Linked DNA regions of Homo sapiens: region 1 is linked to region 2. The links are chromatin contacts, found by Hi-C in ENCODE. All regions are on one chromosome and are shown on one strand. The core of a region is the stretch at or near the end of the contact, and the rest is flanking DNA. Distances in the headings are between cores, read along the strand shown.

The links. Hi-C counts contacts between places; a loop is a spot of excess contacts on that map. Pooled maps may share reads with other maps.
Region 1: a loop to region 2 is called in a pooled map, with 2.8 times the contacts of the local background. The contact joins the promoter of HAGLROS here to the promoter of DLX1 in region 2. A Hi-C loop is called at or near these places in 1 of 37 single-sample maps with no recorded cell type and 5 of 50 pooled maps.

The regions. Positions count from the first base shown.
Region 1 is chr2:176,175,239-176,179,588 of GRCh38, forward strand. HAGLROS (HAGLR opposite strand lncRNA) reads left to right here and starts at 2,928. Exons shown (of 2, transcript NR_110457.1): 1 at 2,928-3,015; 2 at 3,187-3,771. HAGLR (HOXD antisense growth-associated long non-coding RNA) reads right to left here. Exons shown (of 3, transcript NR_033979.2): 2 at 2,094-2,256; 3 at 1-1,454. RefSeq lists an enhancer at 2,325-3,119.
Region 2 is chr2:172,084,095-172,088,847 of GRCh38, forward strand. It overlaps DLX1 (distal-less homeobox 1), which reads left to right and starts at 1,413. Exons shown (of 3, transcript NM_178120.5): 1 at 1,413-1,896; 2 at 2,560-2,759; 3 at 3,909-4,753. The coding sequence starts at 1,584. The coding sequence ends at 4,163. RefSeq lists enhancers at 1-446, 447-1,058, 1,059-1,672, 1,522-1,641, 1,673-2,284 and 2 more and a silencer at 1,132-1,241.

The DNA of each region.
Region 1 (4,350 bases), core at 1,678-4,177, 4.1 Mb after region 2:
AAAACAAGAGAATGGGGGAGGGGAGGCCCCAGCAACAGCGCCCTTTGCGGGAGGCAACCTCCACCCTAGCCAGGGTCTCTCTCCTGGGACGAGTGCTCGCAGAGGGTTGCGGGGAGGGCAAAGGGAGCGCACCAAGACCACCAGGCTGCTCCAGGCCTTGCCGCAGGGCGCTGGGTTGAGGGTGCCCGGAGCAGCCGCGCCATTGTGTGTCAGGTTTTCCCACGGGATCCGTGATGGGGGAGGCCATATAAAGGGAGCTCGGATCCGGGCCTCTCCGGCATTGGTCTCTGGGAGGGTCTACCTCGTTTGCCCAAGGGGAAGAAATGGCTCTGTCTCAGGCCTTAGCCAGCTCTGCTTTTTTCCTAGAGACTACTTTGGGGAAGGTGGGGATCAGGGAGATTGTGGGTCCTCCTGGGGTCTGAAGAAAGGGGTCAGGGCAGGATCTCAGGCCCATGGCTGAGGGGTGGCAGTCGTCTGGACATTCTAGGTGGTTCTGTCCAGGCAATCAAATATGAATTAAGGCAGGATAGCTGTGAGGCAGCCAGAATGGCCAGCTGCAAAACGGGAGGTGGGGGTGGGGAAGGAGATGCAGACAGTGAGAGCTTTCCCTGCAACCAAGAAAAACTCAGGATCCAGCCAGGAGTTGAAGTGCTGAGACCCAACTGAACTAGCCAGGAAGAATGGGGAAGTGGCAGAAGAAAGGCCTGGAGAGTAGTCCTGGTCACTGGTAAGCAGGTCAGAAAGGGCGATTAAGTACATATTCTGTCTCCTGGCTTTCAGACCTCCACCTTATCCAGGGACCTGACAGAGAAAAATCTGCCTCTGATGGAATCATTAAGTTAACCATCCATTTGTACCATTTCTTTGTACAGGCTTTCAAACGAGAGAGAGGAGAGAATACAGGAGGAGAATGTTTCCCCTTGGTGCAGCCCCAAGCTCCCTATCAGAGACACATCAGCCAAATTAGTTTCCGAGGCTCACAGGCTGCTAACATTGCTGAACAAGATTTTTCGAATTTCTATGTGTTAGGAGTATTAAAAGATAGTGATTACCTATACTAGCAGCCTTTGTCCCTTTTCTCTTCCCTAGTCTGTACCAGCCCACTGGCCCTTGAGTGAAGTGCATCTTCTCAGCCTGCGGACTTGGGAGCTCAGGCTCTCCATCTGTTGAGGTTTTTCATTAGGGAGACTACAGAGGATGTGTGTGGGTGTGTGTTTGAATAACAAAGAAGTAACCCTTCATTCTAATAAAAGTGTTCCTCTGCTTGACCTGGAGGAGCCAGAAGCTTGTTTATACCTTCAGTATTCAAGGGACAGTCACAGGCCTGTTTTGACCTTTTCCTGAGAATTAGCTGAAACTTCCCTCTGAAGTCAAGTAGTGAATCTGTTATAGGTCTAAGGAAGGTCCTCTTCATCTGGGAGTTCTTGGCATTACTTTGGTCCTTCTTTCAGAAACTGAAAGAAAAGAATAGGAAGAACAGAAGTTTGTGAGTAGGCAGGAAGGGACATGGATGACCCCAGTCTTCACAGGACTATGGCCTGATCACTTCGAGGCACTGCAACTTCCCAGAGTATATATGTAGGGCTTGGGTTGAGTGGCCCTGTTCCGACACTTTGGGCACAGGGAGCTGAGACTGGGCTGTCACTAGCCAAGCCCTTACCATCTTTGAGGGCTGGTTCTTAGATCTCTCTTGCAGAAGGCCTGGATAGAAAGGAGAAAGATTGGGTATATTGGGAGGCTGAGACAGGAGAATCGTTTGTACCTGGGAGGCAAGGTTGCAGTGAGCTGAGATCACACCATTGCACTCCAGCCTGGGCATCAAGAGTGAAACTCTATCTCAAAAAAAAAAAAAAAAAAAAAAAAAGATTGGGTACATAAGTCCTCTGCACTTTCTGCACTGGTGATGCTGGAGAGGAAGGACGGTGAATGATAAGAATCATCACAGAGGATGAAATCTTAGTTCTCATTGTTCCCTTCTTTTCTACTCCAGCTACAAATGCCCTTATCTTTGGAGTCCAAGGTTGGGAACAAATGGATTTAAGTACCTGGCCTAAAGCCTATTCCTAAAAACTTCCCTCAGGTTTCACACCTACCTTGGCAAGTTGGAAAGTGCAAAGACAATATAAGGGCCCATTTTCAGGCCAGGTCCAGCATGAAACAGAGTGAACAAAATTAGTTCCACACATTAGGGAAGAGCCAAGTCAGACGAATATCCAATCATTTGCAGTAGTAGAGGCAGGTGAAGGGTCCCCAGATCTGTAAGGCAGGAGTTACTGCATGAGTCTTTCTGTCCTAGATCTTGGGCAAAATGTCCTGATTGGTTCCTATAGCTAGTCTGGATTATTTTAAGGAAAGAATACTACCTGGAGAAATCATAAAAGCTGGGTTTTAACATTAGTAAGGGCCAGAAGAATTTAAATCCTAATTTAAACCAAAATTCATGGAGAGCTCTGGTACAGGCAGTGTTTTTACCTGGGAAGCAGGGCTCAAAACCTGGCCAGGAGGTCTTGTTGGGCCAGGAATGTCCGTGGTTGGTGAGGAGGCTGGGAGAAGGCCTTTTTGATGGCTCCATTGTTCACAGCGCTGCCCTACAAATACCATATCCGTCCCCACCTCCTCTGCAAGGGTCGAGCGGAAGAGTAGGTCTGGTGAGCTGAGCTCTAGGGAGCTGGTACCATCTTCCCTCAATCCCCCTCGGTTACCCCTTGGGGCAGCAACGACGCCATCCCAGCCCCTTCCAGAGAACACACAAAGGAAGCCCCACCCGTCCTTAGACCTGAGGACACGCTCGGGAGCGGGCTGACGTGGACCCCGTTTCAGGGCGCCCCGGGCCCCTGCGGGGAACAATAGCCGCCGCCTCCTGGGCGGTCTGGCGGGCGCGCGGCACAAACGTCCGCGCCGCCACGTGATGCGCGCGCTCGTTCCGCGCTCTCCGCGCCTCAGCGAGCGGCCAGGCTGCGGGCGGGGTGGGCTGGCGCTCCTGATCCACCTGGAACACTTTTGCAAAGACAGACGGTGAGTTAATCACCCTACCGGCTGGCGGCCGCGTCCCCTCTCGCCCGCGAGGAGGACTGGAGAAGGGGCTGGGGTGGAGGTTTTCTCTGTGTGTGTCTAGGGTTGGGGGCAGGAGAGGTTAGTTCTATTAAGAGTTCATCAATCACCCGGTGTGCACTTTTCGCTCGACAGCGGTTCCTCCTACTTCAGAGCAAGTCTGGGCCAGCTGGGATCCGACCAGAAATCGCAAGCGGAGGAGACGCAGTAGCGCAGGCTGAGCGCTAACTGAAGGCGCGACCTGAGCCCGGCGCCTGCTGGGGAGCTGCGCAGCCAGGACAGCGGTCGGCAGCACAGGGCCTGGGCGCAGGGCCCGCCGTCACCACCTCACGTCGGAAGCCAGCACTGCTGCCCGCCAGCCCTGCCGCCTGCCCTCGGACTTCCCAGGGCGCCCAGGGTCCTCCCAACGCGCCTGCACCCACACCCGCCCCTGAGCCACAGTGACCTTGCATTCCCCGCCCCCTGCCACACCTCCTGCGTGCCCGAGTGTCACCCTTAAATACCGCTCTACACCCAGAGAGGGACGAATACACCTCTGAAGACAGGGCAAGACTAATTTCAATGGGTCAGAAGGTTCTTGCAGGCACTGTTTTATTTAAGAGTGCCTATTTACTGGCAGGAGTATTTGTGTGGGAGGAAGTAGGCTAAGACTGCTGTTGAACTTGAAGCTAAACTTGAATGCCATTTAAAATAACAATAAAAATATACTTAAAACACCAATCACAATGATATGACTCACCTCTTTCCAGTGTGGAGGAAACACTCCAGTATTTTTACCTCCGTTCTTTCCGGTGTATTTTAAGAACACCCTAAAGGGATAGACAGTAAGTGTCTGAGGGTAGTCACTAGCATTAGAGCTGTTTACAGCAGGAGGGTTTGGTGGAGTTAGTGGTGAAGCATTTTTATAACCCTTCTGGAGTGGTCATGCTGTTCTCTTTGTAAATCCTAACAAGGTTCCAGCCTAGTTCCCCTTTTACCCTTTTTTGCTGCGGGACTTCAGCTGAGATGTTTCTGAAGTTAGTAAATGTGTTGCCTCAGGCCACAGAAAATAGTCCCTGAAGGAAAGAAAGCCTCAGCTTTGCCCCCTCTTCCTTCAGCCTTCTCTCCCTTCATCCTCTTGGGTGGAAAATTAACTTGCTTTGGAAAAATGTTCTACCATCTTGCTTCAGATAGATATAAGCTGAAGCATTAAGCCTCACACAGTGTCCTGAACTCACTGAGCAATGAAACTACTGGTCCTGCTGTCCTTGGTTCAGTCTGTTCCTCCTCCTTGCCTTTCACCAATTTCTAGTGAACAGC
Region 2 (4,753 bases), core at 163-2,662:
CCCGTTCCCGTCACACCGCTAAATTATGAAAGAAATAATTATCAACACTTTCTAATTACCTAACAAAGTAATTTGGGATTCACCGTGGGGCTGGCGGGATGGGGAACCAACATCCACTTACAGCCAGGGTGGTGTACGCCACACCGCGAGGGACTGGCTGTATTGGTAGTAGTGGCGATGGGGTGGGGGCTCTTGTGCACTTTTTTGTACCTAGCACCCCAGAAGACAGAAGGAGCAGCGGCAGATCTTGCCTCCACTAGCCCTGCCCCCTAGGCCTGGTGGCGCGCGCTTTGGCCACTGGAGGTGAGGAAGATCCTGGGTGGCAACGAGAGACGTCTACACATAGATAAGGGAGCCTACCACAGGCCTGGGTTTGCTGCGGGTTTCGGTGTCCCCCAGGGACTCCTAAACTCTGGAAGTCGCGCTAGACCTCAGGAGGCCGGAAAATGACCACCTGGCGTCGGTGGCTCCAGCAGATCTGAGCCCCTAGGCCCCCTGGGCTCCACGCTGAGCCGCGCTCTCGGGGCGAGTGAGCCCGGGGCTCTCCGCGCATGGGGAGTGGAGAAGGGAGGGGGAGGAGGAGGAAGGCTGGGAGGGAAAGAGGATGTGTGTGTTGGGGGAGGGGGCGGTGCAGCCGCCTTTCCTGGGAGGAGAAGCGCGGGTTCCTGGCTCTCCACGCGCACTGCTTTAATCAGACCCGTGCAGCCTCGAGCTGGAGTGGCCAGCTGGGCCTGGAGCAATGCGAGCGGGCCCCAGGGAGCGACAGCGGCGTTGGCGCAGCGGCCGAGTGAGTGAGTTCGCAGGGAGGGCCCCTAAGCCCCGACTCCAGGGATGCGGCAGAGCGTACCGGGGAGGCGCGGCCGGATAGGCGCTGCGCTAGGCACAAGGCTCTTAGGAGAACCTCTGTCTGTTGGCCGCCTCGGGCGCCCCCAGTGCGCGACTCCGCGCTCCAGAGGCAGAGGTCAGTCTCCTCCTGAGCCGCCCTAGCTCTGCGCCGAACTGAGTGGCAGCGACGAGAAGCGGTCCCGGGTGTCCGGTGTTAGGGACCGCTGAAGGGTGGGGACAGTGGTAGGGGGGCGGCGGCGCGGAGCCGCTGGTTGGTTCCTGGGGAGGAAAGCGCGCGAGGGAGGCGGGAGGCCGATGAGCCGCGGGCCGCAGGGGCCCCGGCGCAGACGCCGCAGCCCATTGTGCTTCCTGCCCGGCGCGCTCTGTTGCAGAGGAGCCCCGGCCGGGAAGTGTGGATGCGTCTTACCCGAGGCCGGGCCGCCTCGCCCGCTCTAGTCCAGCGGAGCCCGAGCGCCTCGGACCAATCCCCAGTGATTATGCAAGACAGCGGACCAATCAGCTCCGCCAGCTCATGAATATTTATGACCTTCGCTGAGTCAAAGCTTTGAACCGAGTTTGGGGAGCTCAGCAGCATCATGCTTAGACTTTTCAAAGAGACAAACTCCATTTTCTTATGAATGGAAAGTGAAAACCCCTGTTCCGCTTAAATTGGGTTCCTTCCTGTCCTGAGAAACATAGAGACCCCCAAAAGGGAAGCAGAGGAGAGAAAGTCCCACACCCAGACCCCGCGAGAAGAGATGACCATGACCACCATGCCAGAAAGTCTCAACAGCCCCGTGTCGGGCAAGGCGGTGTTTATGGAGTTTGGGCCGCCCAACCAGCAAATGTCTCCTTCTCCCATGTCCCACGGGCACTACTCCATGCACTGTTTACACTCGGCGGGCCATTCGCAGCCCGACGGCGCCTACAGCTCAGCCTCGTCCTTCTCCCGACCGCTGGGCTACCCCTACGTCAACTCGGTCAGCAGCCACGCATCCAGCCCCTACATCAGTTCGGTGCAGTCCTACCCGGGCAGCGCCAGCCTCGCCCAGAGCCGCCTGGAGGACCCAGGTACGTGCGCTTGCCAGGGAGAGGGAGAGGAGGAGGTACAAGGGAGAGAGGGAAAGAAGGAGCGGGGGAGAAGAGGAGAGGGAGAGAGAGAGAAAGAGAAGAGAGGAGAGCGAGGTGGGGTGGGGGTGGGGAGGGCGCGGGAGCAGTGGAGGTTTCGAATATCAATCTATAGATCCTTGTCACAGCAAATAAATTTTTTTAAAAATTCCCTCAATTTGCAACTATCCAGCCAAGGATAAATCCCAGAGCGTCTCCTGGCACTGGCTGGGCCTCTGGGCGGCTCGGTGTGCAGAGCACACAATGCCCCGCTGGAAAACAGAAACCCACATGTGCACGTATTAGTCTCGGTAATTATTTATTGCGTAGCGCTATAAACAATGTATGCAATTAAGGGTAATTAAACCTCAACTACCGCCTGCAAAAATAGCAAACTTTCCCTGCAAAGGCAGGAGCTGAGCTCCTGGGAACGGCTCTATCCCTCCTGCAGCGTCCCGGGACAGGCCCTCGGATTTTGGGGGACCCTTCCCTGGCTTTCAGAGTTTCTTGAACGTTCTCTCCCTGGTGCTGCCTCCGCCACCCTTCGGTAGCCACTCGCTCTCGGCTGTTCGCACTAAAGGCGGCCCCTCGTATTAACAACGGGCCCTACTTCTGCTGTCCCTCCAGGGGCGGACTCGGAGAAGAGCACGGTGGTGGAAGGCGGTGAAGTGCGCTTCAATGGCAAGGGAAAAAAGATCCGTAAACCCAGGACGATTTATTCCAGTTTGCAGTTGCAGGCTTTGAACCGGAGGTTCCAGCAAACTCAGTACCTAGCTCTGCCGGAGAGGGCGGAGCTCGCGGCCTCTTTGGGACTCACACAGACTCAGGTACCTCGCCGCTGCCGCTCCGTTCTGCCACGCAGGCTTTCCGCGGCCGGCCTGCGCCCGGGTCTTCATTTGTTGCTCGCTGGGACTCAGGGTCGGGGTGTCACTGTGTGTATGTGTTTGTGTCCACCCCTGGCTCTCAGCGTGTCTCCTTCCTCCCTCATTCCCTCTGCCCTAGCTCTGTCACTGCTCTCGGTATCCCGAGCTGCCTGCCGTCCGGCCCTCTGTCCCTGGACAATCTGATTAGGGCGCAGGAAGGATTTCCCCAGACGATTTGTTTGGGAACTCAGAGGTCACACGTGCCTAAACAACTGGAACAATAGACTCCGGGCTTAATCCCTCCTTTGCCTTTAAATTGTGTGACTAATCACTCGGGGCCTGGGTCCGCGCCTCAGCCTCCCTCCTCCTCCTCCTTCTTACCGGTTGGGGGTGGGGGGAGATCCTTTCCTCCGCCCTCTCACCTCTCAAGTCCCAGACCTTAGAGAAGAAACGGGACCTTCCTTCCCGGCTTTCTGTAAGACTCCGGGGAGCCCGTGAGCGTTCCTGACGGCGGCGGGCGCGGGTTTCCGACGTCCGGTCCGGGATTTGGAGCAGAGCTGGAGAAAGCAAACAGACACTAGTGCAAGAATGGTTTTGAATCCAAAGAGAAGTTCAGCAAAACCTTGAGGCCTCCTTAGTCCGTCCCAACTCAAGGGCAGAAAAGATGGCGCATAGAAAAGTTGGGTCGCGTTGCAAATAAATTTCCTCCACTCCTTCCTAGGTTTTCGATTCTTTTTATTGATGTTGATATTGGAATTGCTGGCTCGGTGTTATGCAGGCGCTGTATCTTCCGCAGGCGGTAGCCACGGTCGGACTGAGCCCCTGGCAGGCTAAGGCCTGGATCCCGGTTCTCCCCTCATCACAACTCCTCCCTGGCTCTCTGAGAGCTGCCCCCGTGGGCTGACGGCGGCGGGAGGTTCGGCCTTCGAGCCTTTGGCTCTTATGGGGGAAGGGAGGAAGGAGGGATGTCTCTGCTTCTCTGGCAGGGAGCTGCCAGCTGGCGCAGGGTTGGGAGGTCCTATCTCTGCTGTTCTGCGGTCCCTTTTTTCCTCCCTGTGACCTAGGTAGGCTCAGTGGTCCCAGCCTGAGTCACGTTGTTGTCCGCTCTTGCAGGTCAAGATCTGGTTCCAAAACAAGCGATCCAAGTTCAAGAAGCTGATGAAGCAGGGTGGGGCGGCTCTGGAGGGTAGTGCGTTGGCCAACGGTCGGGCCCTGTCTGCTGGCTCCCCACCCGTGCCGCCCGGCTGGAACCCTAACTCTTCATCCGGGAAGGGCTCAGGAGGAAACGCGGGCTCCTATATCCCCAGCTACACATCGTGGTACCCTTCAGCGCACCAAGAAGCTATGCAGCAACCCCAACTTATGTGAGGTTGCCCGCCCGTCTCCTTCTTGTCTCCCCGGCCCAGGTCCCTCCCGCCTCCAGGTCCATCCATCCCGTCCGGAAAAGAAGGACCCAGAGGGAAGAAGGAACAGTGGAGGCGGGACGCCCTCCATCTCCTCGGAGCCCCGCGAGGTCCGGCCCAGCAACTTCCCGGCATCCGCGCTCTAGCCTGAACCCTGGCCTGGGCCGAGCAGTGGCAGCAGAGAGTGGCCTCGGAGGGAAGCCACTGCCACCTGAGACAGCCCAAGCAGCAAGATAAACCCGCTCCACCCGACCCGCCGACCTTCAGCTTTGTGGGACTATCAGGAAAAAACAAAACAAAAACAAAATGTAGAAAAAGCAAAAGCTCTTTTCTGTCCTGTCAGTCTCCTGTCTCCTTTTGCTCTGTCTGTGCGCTGGTAAAGTCCAGGTCCTCATCCGTCCGCTGTCCTCATTCTGCGGCCTCAGCAAAAAGCCACAAGGTCTGAGCGGCCCGGGTCCTGCCGGGCTGACCATCTCCGGATCCTGGGACACTCTGCCTGACCATCTGTGTAGCTGGTGTGGGAATCTGGGGGCATTGGAGGGAGGGGGTTTTATT